Regions from separate parts of the Homo sapiens genome. Here all the other regions are linked to region 1. Evidence: chromatin contacts called from ENCODE Hi-C or POLR2A ChIA-PET data. All regions are on one chromosome and are shown on one strand. Each heading gives the region's core, a stretch centred on a gene start or an enhancer-like site at or near the end of the contact. The rest is flanking DNA. Distances are from core to core; before and after follow the strand shown. Region 1 holds the start of STRN3 (striatin 3). Region 2 holds the start of PRORP (protein only RNase P catalytic subunit). Region 3 holds the start of PSMA6 (proteasome 20S subunit alpha 6). Region 4 holds the start of FAM177A1 (family with sequence similarity 177 member A1). Region 5 holds the start of SRP54-AS1 (SRP54 antisense RNA 1).

The links. Hi-C counts contacts between places; a loop is a spot of excess contacts on that map. ChIA-PET counts read pairs that join two places held with the same protein, here RNA polymerase II (POLR2A). Pooled maps may share reads with other maps.
Region 2: a loop to region 1 is called in a map of naive thymus-derived CD4-positive, alpha-beta T cell, with 30 times the contacts of the local background. The contact joins the promoter of PRORP here to the promoter of STRN3 in region 1. A Hi-C loop is called at or near these places in 1 of 168 maps with a recorded cell type or tissue (naive thymus-derived CD4-positive, alpha-beta T cell) and 11 of 50 pooled maps.
Region 3: a map of CD8-positive, alpha-beta T cell shows a loop between it and region 1 (8-fold over the local background). The contact joins the promoter of PSMA6 here to the promoter of STRN3 in region 1. A Hi-C loop is called at or near these places in 2 of 168 maps with a recorded cell type or tissue (CD8-positive, alpha-beta T cell and naive thymus-derived CD4-positive, alpha-beta T cell) and 7 of 50 pooled maps.
Region 4: a loop to region 1 is called in a map of ascending aorta, with 5 times the contacts of the local background. The contact joins the promoter of FAM177A1 here to the promoter of STRN3 in region 1. A Hi-C loop is called at or near these places in 1 of 168 maps with a recorded cell type or tissue (ascending aorta) and 10 of 50 pooled maps. POLR2A ChIA-PET finds 5 or more read pairs at or near these places in 1 of 52 experiments (MCF 10A).
Region 5: a map of B cell shows a loop between it and region 1 (6-fold over the local background). The contact joins the promoter of SRP54-AS1 here to the promoter of STRN3 in region 1. A Hi-C loop is called at or near these places in 3 of 168 maps with a recorded cell type or tissue (B cell, CD8-positive, alpha-beta T cell and naive thymus-derived CD4-positive, alpha-beta T cell), 1 of 37 single-sample maps with no recorded cell type and 10 of 50 pooled maps.

Annotation. Positions count from the first base shown.
Region 1 is chr14:31,024,969-31,027,668 of GRCh38, forward strand. STRN3 (striatin 3) reads right to left here and starts at 1,411. Exons shown (of 18, transcript NM_001083893.2): 1 at 936-1,411. The coding sequence starts at 1,217. AP4S1 (adaptor related protein complex 4 subunit sigma 1) reads left to right here and starts at 681. Exons shown (of 6, transcript NM_001128126.3): 1 at 681-819. RefSeq lists enhancers at 360-459, 530-639, 1,750-1,909 and silencers at 629-810, 950-1,209, 1,300-1,619.
Region 2 is chr14:35,121,302-35,124,001 of GRCh38, forward strand. It overlaps PRORP (protein only RNase P catalytic subunit), which reads left to right and starts at 1,251. Exons shown (of 8, transcript NM_014672.4): 1 at 1,251-1,334; 2 at 1,651-2,700. The coding sequence starts at 1,945. It overlaps PPP2R3C (protein phosphatase 2 regulatory subunit B''gamma), which reads right to left and starts at 689. Exons shown (of 13, transcript NM_017917.4): 1 at 601-689. The coding sequence starts at 658. PRORP-PSMA6 (PRORP-PSMA6 readthrough) reads left to right here and starts at 538. Exons shown (of 15, transcript NR_182666.1): 1 at 538-751; 2 at 1,651-2,700. RefSeq lists enhancers at 1-1,092, 312-1,231, 475-604, 1,145-1,224, 1,232-2,151 and 1 more.
Region 3 is chr14:35,291,069-35,293,768 of GRCh38, forward strand. It overlaps PSMA6 (proteasome 20S subunit alpha 6), which reads left to right and starts at 1,314. Exons shown (of 7, transcript NM_002791.3): 1 at 1,314-1,484. The coding sequence starts at 1,409. All of the region lies in intron 9 of PRORP-PSMA6 (PRORP-PSMA6 readthrough), which reads left to right. RefSeq lists enhancers at 1,015-1,601, 1,318-1,397, 1,518-1,637, 1,718-1,777.
Region 4 is chr14:35,044,678-35,047,521 of GRCh38, forward strand. FAM177A1 (family with sequence similarity 177 member A1) reads left to right here and starts at 1,595. Exons shown (of 5, transcript NM_173607.5): 1 at 1,595-1,951. The coding sequence starts at 1,787. RefSeq lists enhancers at 1,115-1,314, 2,035-2,304, 2,405-2,464 and a silencer at 1,435-1,784.
Region 5 is chr14:34,981,177-34,983,876 of GRCh38, forward strand. SRP54-AS1 (SRP54 antisense RNA 1) reads right to left here and starts at 1,390. Exons shown (of 5, transcript NR_151701.1): 1 at 1,248-1,390. SRP54 (signal recognition particle 54) reads left to right here and starts at 1,816. Exons shown (of 16, transcript NM_003136.4): 1 at 1,816-2,039. RefSeq lists a silencer at 1-81 and enhancers at 967-1,016, 1,135-1,836, 1,227-1,316, 1,497-1,996, 2,027-2,286.

The DNA.
Region 1 (2,700 bases), core at 161-2,660:
ATGTGCAGCCTATCAAAGGTTCACATTATGAGGATCGAGTCAAGCTCAACTATGAAGGGTTCCGAGAACATCTCACTTTGCTTCTCCTGCAAGAGTAAGTAACATGATATAACTACGTTTCACTTCAAGGGAATATTAAATCTCTTCAGTCGTTTCATAAATACAGCATCGATCGTCTGGTTTGGTTTTTTTATAGATAAAGAAACGGATGGGGGAAAGGAGATCTAGTGGAGAGTACTGTAAAAAGAAAAATTCAGTGCTGAAAGCGTTGATGAGTCACTAAGTAAGGAATAACTACAGAGAATCCAAGTGAGTAAGGCAGCATCTCAGGTGAGAAAGTACTTAAAGTTGACGATGGGAAATAAAACTTCACAGGTCAGTCCCAAGTCACTGTGCACCCTAGCAGCCCAGGAAAGAAGCGTGGCTGTCAAGGGGCAAGCGCGTACCAAGTCTGAGGGAGGGGGCCAGATACGCCAAATCGGAAAGGGGGGTGGTCCGGAAAAGGGGGGTAAGATGCCTATCCTAGTCCCTCTCTTCGGGCTCTTCATCTCAAGAGGAACAAACAAGAGCAAACTCAGTGTTGAGAGGCCCCAAACCGGACTCTCCCACAGAGAGGTGCTCGGTCCCAAGCCCCGGAGGCCCGGGAAGGCCGCCTCCGGAGGAGCCCCCGCAGACGCCATACTAAAAGCCAAAATGGCTGCCCCGAGGAGGCCCGCACCGCGTAGCCAGTGAAGGTTGGGGAGCAAGCTTATGCGGGAAAGAGGGAGGGGGACTCCAGGAAAAGCCGTTGAGAGGACCATCACAACCTGAGCAGCACAGGTAGGTTCCGCTCGGCCTCCCAAGGCGCCGGCTCCGGCTGAGTGGAGTCCCCAGCCCCACCCCCCGGCCGGGAACCCAGCCGCCGCAGCTCCCGCACACCGACCCCAACGAGGTACCTGCAGTTCGGCCCGTTCCACCTCCCAGTGCGCCCGCTCCATCTCGAACCGAGCCCACTCGTGCTGGATGTAGTGCAGTATCCCCGGGATAGTGTACTGCTGCGGCCGGGACAGCTCGGGGCCTGCCGCGGGACCCGCTCCCTCGGAGGCCGGAGGACCCCCGCCGCCCGCCGCTCCGTTCCCCCCGGGCGAAAGGCCCAGGTTCCCCCCAGGTCCCTGCTGCTGCCGGGGAGGGGCCGCCATCCCCGGGCCGCCACCACCGCCTCCGGCAAGCTCGTCCATTGTGTGTGGGGCCCCGGCCGGGGCGCAGGGCGAGACGCCGACAGCTGGGGGAAGGGCCGGAGAGGGTGGCCCCGCGCTGGCTGCGGGGCGGAGGCCGGCCGGGAGAGGGGCGGGGAAGGGGTCGTTGCTGTGTGCCTGCCGTGGGTCAGAGCAGGGAGCTGCCGGCTGCCGCCATTACAATCCCTCCTCCATCTGCCCGTCTCACTCACTCACTTTAGGGGAAGGGGGGGCCTCGGCGGGAGGGGTGGGGGGAGAGTTGGGAAGGGGATAGGCGGAGGGCCGTCACTAGCGCACAGCATGCTGGGTAGCGAACGCAGCCTCACGCTTAATCGCCAAATAGAGTCCGGCCTCACCCTACGCCGGCGCACTGAGAACGCAGCCCGGGTCGCCGTTAGAGGGCGGGGAAAGAGCTCGGGCTCCGCCCCTAGGCCCGCCCTCAGACCCGATCCGGTGTCTGGCCGCAGCTACCGGACACCTGGGCTCCGACTCTGACTTTTGGAAGCGAGGCGGCCTTAGGCTTCCTGGTTATCAGTTTCCTTTTAGCAGGCCGTCCCCGGGCGCTGTTTCCTTCCCAGGGGTCTCTCACCCGTGTCCCGGCTTTCTGAGCTGGTTGTTAACCTGGCTGGTCGCTCTGGCCGACCGCATCCCGTCTCGGATTCCTGACGTTTCTTTTTCATTCTTTGAGTGTTTCAGGCAGTCCCAAGGGTGGGCCCTCTTTCCCTTCCTGTCACTCGCTCTGCCTCTGGTTTCTTAGAACCAGTCAGTTCTCTGCTGGCAAATAGCCAAGATCCTCCGGCTGTGGTTACTGATTCCTCGTCTCTGTCTTGAGCCTGGGCTTTGGTCCCATTTCTATGCGCTCGGTCGCCCGTCGTAACTTATTCCACTTTGCGTCCCCTCTTCTTTCCTTTTCTGGAATGGGTTGTGGGGGGGTTGGGAGAGGGGGAGGAGCGATTTTTTTTTTCTTGGGAGAAGAAGAGGTAGTGAATTCCTTTAGATCTTGACGATGATGGGTAGAGGGAGAGAAGTTTGAAGGAGACTGGCTAGACTAACAATTTGATACGGTAGAAATGAATGGGCTCACAAATATTGTCATCAATAGACTATTTTGATCGAAACAGAAAATAAAAGCACTGTGAGTACAACTTAAAATCCTAGATGAATGTTCTCCTGGGTCATTAAATGTTTAAGTGAATATGGCCGGGCGCGGCTGCTCAAGCCTGTAATCCCAGCACTTTGGGAAGCCGAGGTGGGCGATCACTTGAGGCCAGGAGTTCGAGACCAGCTTGGCCAACATTGTGAAACCCCATTTCTACTAAAAATACAAAAATTAGCCGGGCATGGTGGCGCACACCTGTAGTCCCAGCTCCTGGGGAGGCTGAGGCACGAGAATTGCTTGAGCCCAGGAGGCTGAGGTTGCAGAGAGCCGAGATCGCACCACTGCACTCCAGCCTGGGCGACAAAGCGAGACTCCGTGTCGGCAAAA
Region 2 (2,700 bases), core at 1-2,500, 4.1 Mb after region 1:
GGGAGGCAGAGGTTGCAGTGAGCGGAGATGCTGCCACTGCACTCCAGCCAGCCTGGGCGACAGAGCAAGAGACTCCGTCTCAAAAAAAAAAGTGAGACAACTCACCAAGGTTCTGTTTTTCTCCAGCCACTTTCAACAGCCCTTAGTGCGGGTGTGGAATAGGAAAGGTAGATTTAACGAGGTTAGTTAATAAGCAATGTGAAGGAGAAAAATAAAAGGAAAAATGGATTATGAAATATAAAATGGATTACGAGGGAAGCAAAAAGCGTGACAGTAAAAAGGCAGGAGGACAATTATAGGTCCTGGTGGGGTTCAGGCGTTGTTGGAGCCGGGGTTCCAAGTTATTCTTCACAAGTTTAGATTAAGACCATGGAAGTCAGTGACTAAAGCTAAGTTTTTCGTTCCTCTAGATTCTGCCCCAGGAAAGTTTGGGTCAAACCTATCGGGATCCTTAAACCACATTCCACTCCGCCTCCTTTGTCGGGAGGTTTCACAGAAGCGGAAAAGGCGGCTCCCCCTTGCTCCTCCTCCCCACCTCCCCCCTACCTCTAGGAGTTTAGGGCCGGGCCATCCCAACGGGCTGCCCCTCCCAAAACTCACTGTTTGGACAGGTGTTGGGCGTCGCTAGGCGCCGACGAAGAACTTCTTTCCAGTCCATGGCCGACTTCCGCGCAGCAGCTTCTGCATTTGCTGTTTCCTACCTGCTCCACCCCTACCAGCTCAGGCGTCAGCACCGCCAGGCCCCGTAAAGGTTAGGAAGGCCGTCCAACCACCATCTTGATCGAGGGCGGAAGTCTTGGCTAAAGAGGCAAAAACAATTACTGTCACTGCCGCGGAGAATACCGCTACCACGCTGACTGGGGGAAAAAACTATGAAAGAGATGGAAAATGGTTCTCCTTCAGAGGCGACCCAAGCTCACCAAGCCGGATTTTAAAGGCCACGATAAGCCCGCGTTTTCCTTTATCGTGTGCCTTTGGCGCGTGCGCACCACGTGACCCAGGAGTTCATTAGTTCCGGCTTGAGGGAAGCGCCTTCTTTCACAATTTCTTTTCATTGTTCATTGCGGATATCTGGAAGCCTTCCAGGTCCCCTGAATGTAGTAGACACTTCAGCAGCCGTCTCCTACCCCTTTTGCCACTAAATGCTTCAAAACTGCCTTTTTTCCTCGCCGCCGGGCCAGGCGGAACGCCTAAGTCCGGGTCAGTCTCGTCCGTCGGTCGGGGCTGGCGCGGTGCATCGTGGGCACTGTAGTTTCCGCCGCGTTTATGGCCGCGTTAAGTCTGAGTGCCGCTTTGAGTTGTTGAATGAAGTGAACTTCATTTGTCAGCGTTCGGTACGCAGTCTAGGCAGCGCCCTTCCTGTACCTCTCTTCCTTTCCTGAGTCGTTGGCGCAGCTGACTCGCCACCTCCTCCCTCCTCGTCCCCCCACCGGAGGAGTTTTGCGGTCTGTAGAGAGCTATGCAGGGTGAGGGCCCCTAGACTTCGGCTTTCGCCGCTGTTGGTGGTAGGCTGGAGTTGGGGGTCCCTGGATACGGTTTTGGCTTTACACCCCCTTTCCAGCAAGCTTCCCGTGGGAATCTGTTCCTTTTCAGGACAGCTGTGATCCACGTGAGTAAAACTGGGCGTTCCGTCTTGTGCTTTTTCCTCAGGTTCATGAACTGGAATGTAAGAGGCACCAGAGGATTCCTGCTCTGTCCCCTGGTTTGCGGCTTGCGACGTTGGACATCCCCGGATTGTTGTTTAATAGAGAAAACTCACCTGCCTTCTTGCTTTTAAGTAGCCCCAAAAGCAGAACCTTGATTTGTCTGTAAGGAAGAAACACAAACCTTTTAAAAAGTTCCACTTCGACTCTGCACCGCCGACCCCCAATCTCTTTAATTTTGCCATAGAAGAGGGGTTTTTTCAACATCTCTCTCACTATCTGGTGCTGATCTCACTGCATAATGACTTTCTATTTGTTTGGTATTCGAAGCTTTCCGAAGCTTTGGAAGAGCCCATACCTTGGGCTAGGCCCAGGGCACTCTTATGTCTCGCTGTTTCTGGCAGACCGCTGTGGCATCAGGAACCAGCAGAGGTTGTTTTCTCTTAAAACAATGTCTCCACAGAATACCAAAGCAACGAATCTGATTGCCAAGGCCAGATATCTCAGGAAAGATGAGGGCAGTAATAAGCAAGTTTATTCTGTTCCTCATTTTTTTTTAGCTGGAGCAGCTAAGGAGAGATCACAGATGAATTCTCAAACTGAAGATCATGCCTTGGCACCTGTGAGGAACACTATTCAACTCCCAACACAACCTTTGAATTCAGAGGAGTGGGATAAACTTAAGGAAGATTTAAAAGAAAACACCGGAAAGACCAGTTTCGAAAGTTGGATCATTTCACAGATGGCTGGCTGTCATAGCTCTATAGATGTGGCTAAATCTCTGCTGGCATGGGTAGCAGCCAAAAATAATGGTATTGTAAGTTACGATTTACTGGTCAAGTATTTGTATCTCTGTGTCTTTCATATGCAGACATCTGAAGTTATTGATGTCTTTGAAATTATGAAAGCCAGATATAAGACTTTAGAACCTAGAGGTTACAGTCTTCTCATCCGGGGATTGATCCATTCAGACAGATGGAGAGAAGCATTGTTGCTGTTAGAGGACATCAAAAAAGTTATAACTCCTTCAAAAAAGAACTATAATGACTGTATCCAG
Region 3 (2,700 bases), core at 64-2,563, 4.3 Mb after region 1:
GCAACCTGGATCTCCTGGGCTCAAGCCATCCTCCCACCTTAGCCCCCCGAGTAGCTGGGACTACTGGCGCGCGCCACCACGCACAGCTAATTTTATTTTTTGTAGAGACGGGGCCTTCCTATGTTGGCCAGGCTGGAGTTAGGCTTTCTTTCTTTTTTTTTTTTTTTGAGACGGAGTCTCGCTCTGTCGCCCAGGCTGGAGTGCAGTGGCATGATCTCGGCTCACTGCAAGCTCCGCCTCTCCGGTTCACGCCGTTCTCCTGCCTCAGCCTCCCAAGTATATGGGACTACAGGCGCCCGCCACCACGCCTGGCTAATTTTTTTTGTATTTTTTAGTAGAGACGGGGTTTCACCGTGTTAGCCAGGATGGTCTCAATCTCCTGACCTCGTGATCCGCCCGCCTTGGTCTCCCAAAGTGCTGGGATTACAGGCGTGAGCCACCGCGCCCGGCCTCCGCTTTCAAGACTAAAAATTGCCTGGGCACTGTGGCTCAAGCCTGTAATCCCAGCACTCTGGGAGGCCGAGGAAGGTGGATCACTTGGGCTCAGGAGTTCGAGAGCTGCCTGACCAACATGGCGAAACCCCGCCTCTACTAAAAATACAAAATTAGCCGGTCCTGGTGGCACACGCCTATAATCCCAGCTACTCGGGAGGATGAGGCAGGAGAATCGCTTGAACTCAGGAGGGGGAGGTTGCAGTCAGCCGAGATCGCGCCATTGCACTCCAGCCTGGGCAACAAGGGCGAAACTCTGTCTCAAAAAAAAAAAAAAAAAAAAAAAAGACTAAAAATTGTCGGGGCTGCTGGCCAAAAGAAGATCTTGCCTGGCTGTCAGAAAATAATGTTCTTTCCAGCGGCTGCTTGAACCCGCTTCCTTCAGTGCCTAAATTTAACGGCTGCAGCTGCAGCTGCAACCTGTTTCCCCCGTAATAGGAATGAAAGTGGAGGATAAAAGAGGTTAGGAAGAAGGCAAGCCAGCAGTCTGACCAGACACAGGATGCATGTAAGAGACTTGTTAATTACACGTTCTATTTAGGTCACACTGATAGGCAAATCGCTATTCTGGGCCCCCAGGAAGCCTTTTCGTCCTTGCTATAGTCAATTCATTCTCCAGATGAAAGCCTGAAAGCGCCACGACCCAAGTTTCACGTCTATCCACTCAAGAGGCCTGCTTGGCGCAGGCGCATACCTTCAAAGGCCTCCCGCCCTCACTCCACCACCCCCTTAGGGGGCGGGGCCTCAGAGCTCAGTGCTCGAACTGGCTCCAGAGCCGTGAGTTCGGCATGCAAGAGCGGAAGAAACGCGGCTGGTACCCCGGAAGCAGTCGCTGCAACTTCCGGGAGGTGCTTGTGTGCCTGGTGCGGGAGCTACGGGGCCCAGGGATTGTGTTTAAAGTAGTGCTTCTACCAACATGTCCCGTGGTTCCAGCGCCGGTTTTGACCGCCACATTACCATTTTTTCACCCGAGGGTCGGCTCTACCAAGTAGGTGAGTGAACCAGGTTCGCCTGTGGGCCACCTGAATTGCCCTGTCATGGTACGTGCCTGGAGCGAGCAGACGCGGCCCGGGTTTAGTCTGGGGCCGAAGCTGGGCTGGAGCTGGGAAGGGAGAACGGCTGAAGCTGGATTGAGCTCTGTGGTGTTTGCACCCCCGTCTGGACGCAGGGATCGGGGGCCTGAAGGCCTGTCTCTGCAGGGCGAGCGGCCACACTGCGTAGACCCAATGGAGAGTTAAGGAAGATAGGGCTGTAATGCCTGACTCCGGCTTCGTGAGGCCCCTTCAGTTATTGTATTCTGTCCTGGCCAGGCACAAGGTCTGTTTCTAAAGGGTAATTGATTCCTTAACGTCTCAACTAAAATGCCTCCTCTCCGTTTTCCTTTGTTTGCAGCATGGACTTCTGTGGTTAATTCCACACAGGCACTCGAAGCCTGCTATATACCAGACACTGCTAGTCCTAGGAGATACAAATGTGAATGTTACACCCTCTTCTATACTGAAGCTCACAGCTTAGAGTGACAGATACGTTAAACAAACGGATAAAAAAAATTAAAAGTGCCAATTTACAAATATCTACAGAGTTCAAGACATCTTTGGGAATCTGATAGAATGAGTGACTCAATTCTAGAGCTGCTCTTGAGATTGGCATCCCCTTTTTACCCACATCTGTTTGAATGCTCCTGTAATTTAAATGCCGATTCTGAGTTGTAGATGAGGTACTGTGTACTAGTTTACTGAAGAACACCTGTAGTGGAAAGAAACTATCAGTTACTCGGAATAGTAATGTATTGCGCTGAAACGGTGTCAAGGTTTAGGTTATGATTATAAGCCAGACCCTTGATCTCTTACCATAGAGAATTTAGTGTCAGGAGGGCTTGATTTACATCTGGTCCGTGATGGTTTTATTTTTGAATGAGTTTAGTGGCTCCGTGTCTTGCACAGTAATATAATCATCTGTGCTTGGAATCATAAGGAGAGAGTTGGTCTGTAAATGAGGTTCTCTTCACCTGTAAATTTTAGAAATAGAGTTAAAGATAACTTGGAATGAAACTGCTCAGTGTATTACTGCATAGTGTATATAATGTAGCAAGAAACATCTTGTTGGATAATTCAGTAGCCCTTTTAATTTATCCCCAATTGAAAAACATGATTAAAGATAGAACAAAGAGATAACTGTATCCTCAAAGAATTTTCATTTATTGTATTA
Region 4 (2,844 bases), core at 345-2,844, 4.0 Mb after region 1:
GAAGTTCGATACTAGCCTGGCCAACATGGTGAAACCCCGTCTCTACTAACAATACAAAAATTAGCCGGGCGTGGTAGTGCACAACTGTAATCCCAGCTACTTGGCAGGCTGAGGTGGGGGAATCGCTTGAACCCGGGAGGCGGATGTTGCAGTGCGCCAAGATTGCGCCATTGCACTCCAGCGTGGGTGAGACCCCATCTCAAAAAAAAAAAAAAAGAAAAAAAAGAAAAAGAAAATTGTAATTTGATATTTAATTGCCACTTTGGAAAATAAAATCATGCATTTATAAATATCCCACAAAGTTTTAGTAATAAAGATTGTTGATTGCCCTGCTTGCCAGTAAGAAGGAAGAGATTTTGAATACATATAATGCAGAACTGTGTTGTTTATGAATGCCAATTCATGAAGTCTTAACAATTGGTTCTTTATTTTTGTTTTCAATTTATGGCCGAGTTTGGTTTTGCTGTTTTGGACTGTCTCAACTCCCTGCTGATGCCACCATACAGAGTCAGATCAGGTACTAACTTGTTTACTTCAGCAGCAACCTAACTTGATTTTATTACCAGGATAGAGAGCAATATGGATTTCCAACTAGTTTTTAAGGCGTAGATGGTTTTCAAATGATTATTTGTTTTTTAAAGTTTTTGGTTTTGTTTTTAGGTTCCAGTTATACATAGAATAGGAAGTGTACAATAACATTAGGCAGAGGGTAAGGAGAAGAACTTTGGCACAGAAGAGAAAGGAATATTTAATATTTGGGCCTGCTGTTGCTATGATGAAAAACATTTACAAGGTCATACAACTTTAGGGAGCATTTCTGAATTGAGACTAGTATGAAAATGGAATTTAAAGTATCAAATGAAGCCTCCCATAGCCAAAATAATGTATGTTTTGGTTTTGCCCCCTACATATTTGTGAAAACTTTCATGCTAAAACAACAATATACCATTTACCTGCAGAACCTCAGACTTGTTTGATGTTGAAGTCATGCAGTAATTGCATGATTTTTTACTTTCGTTGAACATTGCGAAAGACGGAAAAAATCTGGGACGCCCCCTCTAACATACGCACACGACTTTAAGACACAGATAAAACATTCCTTACATTTGTCAAGATGGAAGCTTACTACTGCCCTTTGCTCTCCTTCAGGTCTTTTCACTTAACACTTTCTACAGTTATACTTAAGTATTTCAGACAAGAGTAAGCAAATATCACGCCTGGGGTTCTTCTTTCGAGGGTATTTTGGCTGGACTGTCACCCACGTTTGGAATGGAAAGTGCAGCACGAGCCGTACATTTTACATTTTTCAGCAACCACATCCCATCACTAGCCTTTGAAGTACAACGACACAGCTGTCTTCATTTTACAAGTGCAAAAACCGAGGTCCTGCGGGGTGACTGCCCCAGACGCCGCTGGTGACGGGCTGCGCCGAGGTCGAGACGCCAGGCTTCAGGTACACGTACCAGAAATGACGTCACAGGCGGTGCCAGGCGGGGATCCACGAGCTCTGGATGCTTGCTTGGCCGGAAGCGACGCCCCGCAAGGACCCGCCCCGCCCCGCCCCGCCCCGCGCGAGCCGGTAGTTGCGCCTCCCAGACTGCAGTTGGCCAGCTCTCGGGGTGCGGAGCCCGGCGGGCTAGGCGAGGCGCGGGCTGGCCCCGCCCCTCAGGCCGGCGAGTCCCCTTCTCAGAGACTTGGCTAGGCGCGGCGCGAGGCGGGCGCTGGGCGGGTGAGTCCCACTTCCCGACAGCCTGGCTCGGCCAGCGACTGGGCGGGGAGACCAAGGATGGAAGTGGGCTTACCGGCCATTACCCTCTTTCTCACCAGCGCCAGCAGCCCTGTGGTGGCGACGACGATGGACCAGGAGCCAGTGGGCGGTGTGGAACGAGGAGAAGCCGTCGCAGCCTCGGGAGCTGCGGCCGCCGCGGCATTCGGGGAATCTGCAGGGCAGGTAGGTGGGGCCGCCGAGGCTGACGTCCGGGGAGCCGAGCCGCCTCCTTGCCTTCTCCGCGGGCCGCTCTTTTAGCCTGCGCGGCCGTCCTCCGAGCAGGCCGCCCCAGCTTTGGAGTTCCTCCTCACTGCACCCCTGTTTCTGCTCACTGAGACCAGCTTGTGGGAAGGAGCGCCCCCCGCCTCACTCACCAACCCCTTGGCTGGCAGCACAGCAGACTCTGGGGCGGCCTCGGGTTCCTGGGGTGATAGTCCAGCTTCTGGTCTACCAGAGGAAGAAGAAAGGCGTGTCCCCCAAAGGCTGTCCTTGCAGTAGCTGGAAGCCAGGTGAGGGCGGCTTCAACCACTTCTCAGTCTCTTCTGGTGCGAGCGCCTGCCTGGGCATCTGCCCTTTGCTTGGCATATGCCAAACGTTTACCAGCTTTAATTCACTGGATCCTTACAGTAACCGCTCGAGGTGGGTGTTAGCCCCATTTCACCGCCGAGGCAACTAAGGCTCCGAGCTGCGCTGTCCAACATAAATAGAATGCAAGCTGCATTGAAAATTGTAATTTAAAATTTTCCAGTAGGCACGTTTTAAAAAAGTGAAACCGATATTAATTTTAATAGCATATCTTATTTAACCTAATTTATCAAAACAATTTCAACCTAAAATTACTATGAAAGTTATTAATGAAGTATTTGCATTCTCTTTTGGAGTCTTTTCTAAGTCTTTTAAATCCTGGGTGCATTTTACACGCATAGCATATCGCAGTTCTGGCTGACCACATTTCAAGTGCGCATTAGCCACATGTGGCTAGTGGTTACTGTATTGGACAGCGCTGGTTTAGAGAGTTAACGTTTCTTGCAACTTTTCAGTATTAGACAAAAAGACACTTTGGGAGGCCAAGGCGG
Region 5 (2,700 bases), core at 140-2,639, 4.0 Mb after region 1:
ACACACATACACACACACACACACACACACACACACACACACACACACACTCTCGCATACAGGCATAGGATAGTTTGCTATAGTTAACAAACATAAGAATATCCTATTTTCTTGAGCTTTCATCAGGCTTTACTTTGCCAGAATACATCTATCCCATTTTTCAGTAACTAGATCTAGCTACCACATTTCCTCAGTTTTAACGTGTGTGTTTAAAGAGACAGGGTCTTGCGTCGCTCAGGCTGGAGTGAAGCAGCGGGATCAAAGCTCACTGCAGCCTTTTTCTGTCTATAAATCTTCAACACTTGGCTGCGCTGCAATCTCTCTGAGCCTGCCCGATTCGTGAATCATTCTTTGCTCAAAATGTTAAATTTAACTTGGCTAAGGTTTTTCGTTTAACACTTCCTACTAACGCTACAGCCTAAAACCTCTCCTGCAAAATGCTTTTTCAGGTGGCAACGTACCAATTCTAACAAGTTTGTGGGAGTAATGGGGAGGAGGGCTAACCCTCTATTTTCTTTCAGAAAAAGGGTTAGGCACAAGGAGCTCTAAAGGCTTGTCCGAAGTCTGCTGAAAACTCACAAACCACTCAGAACCAGGTTTCCCACACCCAATTAATTCCAAGTGGTACTGTATCCGATTACCCCCATTTTCCAAGAGATAGTTTATTTTTTCCCCTCTTTTCCCCTCCCCACTACACTTTCCACTTAGCCCTTTTTGAACTGCAAAATAACCTCTCAACTCCCCTCACCAGACCATTCTCTACAGAGCAAATTCATCTACGAGATCCAAGACGCAACTCCCACCGCCAGGCGGTCGCCTCAGAAGGGTAAGCAGAAAGCATGCCCACTTGGCCACTTTTACAACTTATTTCTGCTCAGAAATGCACCAACTCAACTACCCGGTAGATAAGGCACCAGCTAGCAGAGACCTCTTGCTCATTTCCTCTTGTACCTTATAAAATGCCCGCTTTTTTGCTCCAAAGACGAAGCGGGCTGGCTTCAGAAATAAAATCCCTCTTCTTGTATACTAGGGCTCGCTCTTGTTAATTGGTGTCTACGTGTGGCGAGCAACTAACTCTCTTTTCCGTTAGAGCACTCAAAGCCCTGGTCAATCTACCCCCCAAGACAGCAGAGACCAGCACAACGATCCCAAGGAAGGCTGTTGGCTTCACCCCGCTTAAGTCCTCAAAGTCAGCGCCTGCAGCATATCCTTGCCCCCACCACCTGCCTCTAGCTCTGGTCACTTACACTTACGGTTAGTTCGCATCCACTGTAACAGCGCCTGGCGGTCGGCAGGAGCCACAGTGCGAAGCGGCCGCAGCATCACTGCCTGCCTCGCAGTGGGAAATTTTACCTTGCTGGAGCAAGCCGCGCAGGCACTGGCTGGCATTGCGCATGCGCAAGCAGAGACCGCCCCACCCTCCGCGGAACAAGCCTCCGGTCTGCAAAGCCCTAAGCCCCGCCCCTCTACGGAGGTCTCACGTGCGCCTGGGGATCCCTGCCTTCAGTCACACCTCTATCTCTCATCTTTCCGCTCTTAGCTGGGAGTGCTCCGCCTAGTCACTTTTCTTAAGGTGGCTCGTCGAGGCCTGACTTCTTCCCCGAAATCACGTCCCTAGACAGCCTCCTATTTTACCACTAACTTTACTCCTGCAGTTATTCAGCGGTAGGAAACTGAAACCAAAAACCAGTGTAAGCAAGTAAACATCTAAACTGTTTCAGGAGCCGCGTAGAAGGAACGCGGCGGTGTGCCCCGGAAGCGGAAGTAGATTCTCCTATAGAAAGGCTGGACTACGCGGAGTGGTGACGTTTCCTCATTGGGCGGAAGGTTCGCTGGCACTCCGTTGGTCTTCCAGCTGGTGGGAGTTGACGACGTGGTGCTGGGCGTTGGGACCCTACTTTATCTAGTTCGGGAAGTTGGGTTGTGGGGTCATACCTGTCTGTCTGCTCCCAGCTTTCTTGGGTTTCTTCCGACGGCGTGGGGCCTCGCTAAGGAATTCCCGGCCCCTCAGGGCCACGGCTTTAGCGGTGTCTTTTGCGGTAAGTGTCTGCTTTTTCCCGCCCCAGACTACGGAGGGGGAGCGAGGGGCAGCCCCAGCGCTGCTCAGGAGGCGAGAGACTCCGGGGGAAGTCGGCCTCCGTGGCCACCGGCCATCGTTACCGAGACTGAGTTTCTGTGGCTCTTTATCTCGTCTTCCATGAGAAGTTTTATTAAAGATGCGCTGTGCCCCTTTTGAGTTGTCTTCCGATTTACCTGAGCCAAATAAGATGTAGGCAGTTGCAGGCCTGAGTCTTCGTTTTGCTTTCCTGAGCAAGAATTTAGATGAAGCTACTTCCCCGAAAATCCTTTTACTTGTACGAGACTTTTATTTTTCCTATGTGTTTGTAGTGCTTAACACAATGTCCTGCGTGTAGTAGACGTTCAATAAACGAATATGGAATATCAGTTGAATGCCAATGATGATTTAAGATAGACTGATAGCTCTCTCTGTACCATTTGACGCTGCTGACCATCCATTTCTTGAAACTTTCCCCTGCTGCCTTTCTTCATGCTATCCTCACCTGATTCTTTCACATGCTTAATTTAACAAAATATATACTTGTTCTTGGCTACAAGGATACAGAAATGAATAACACTAACTCTGCCATTGAGAAGCTAACGCACATAAATACACATTATATCAAGATGGGTAATGAGAAA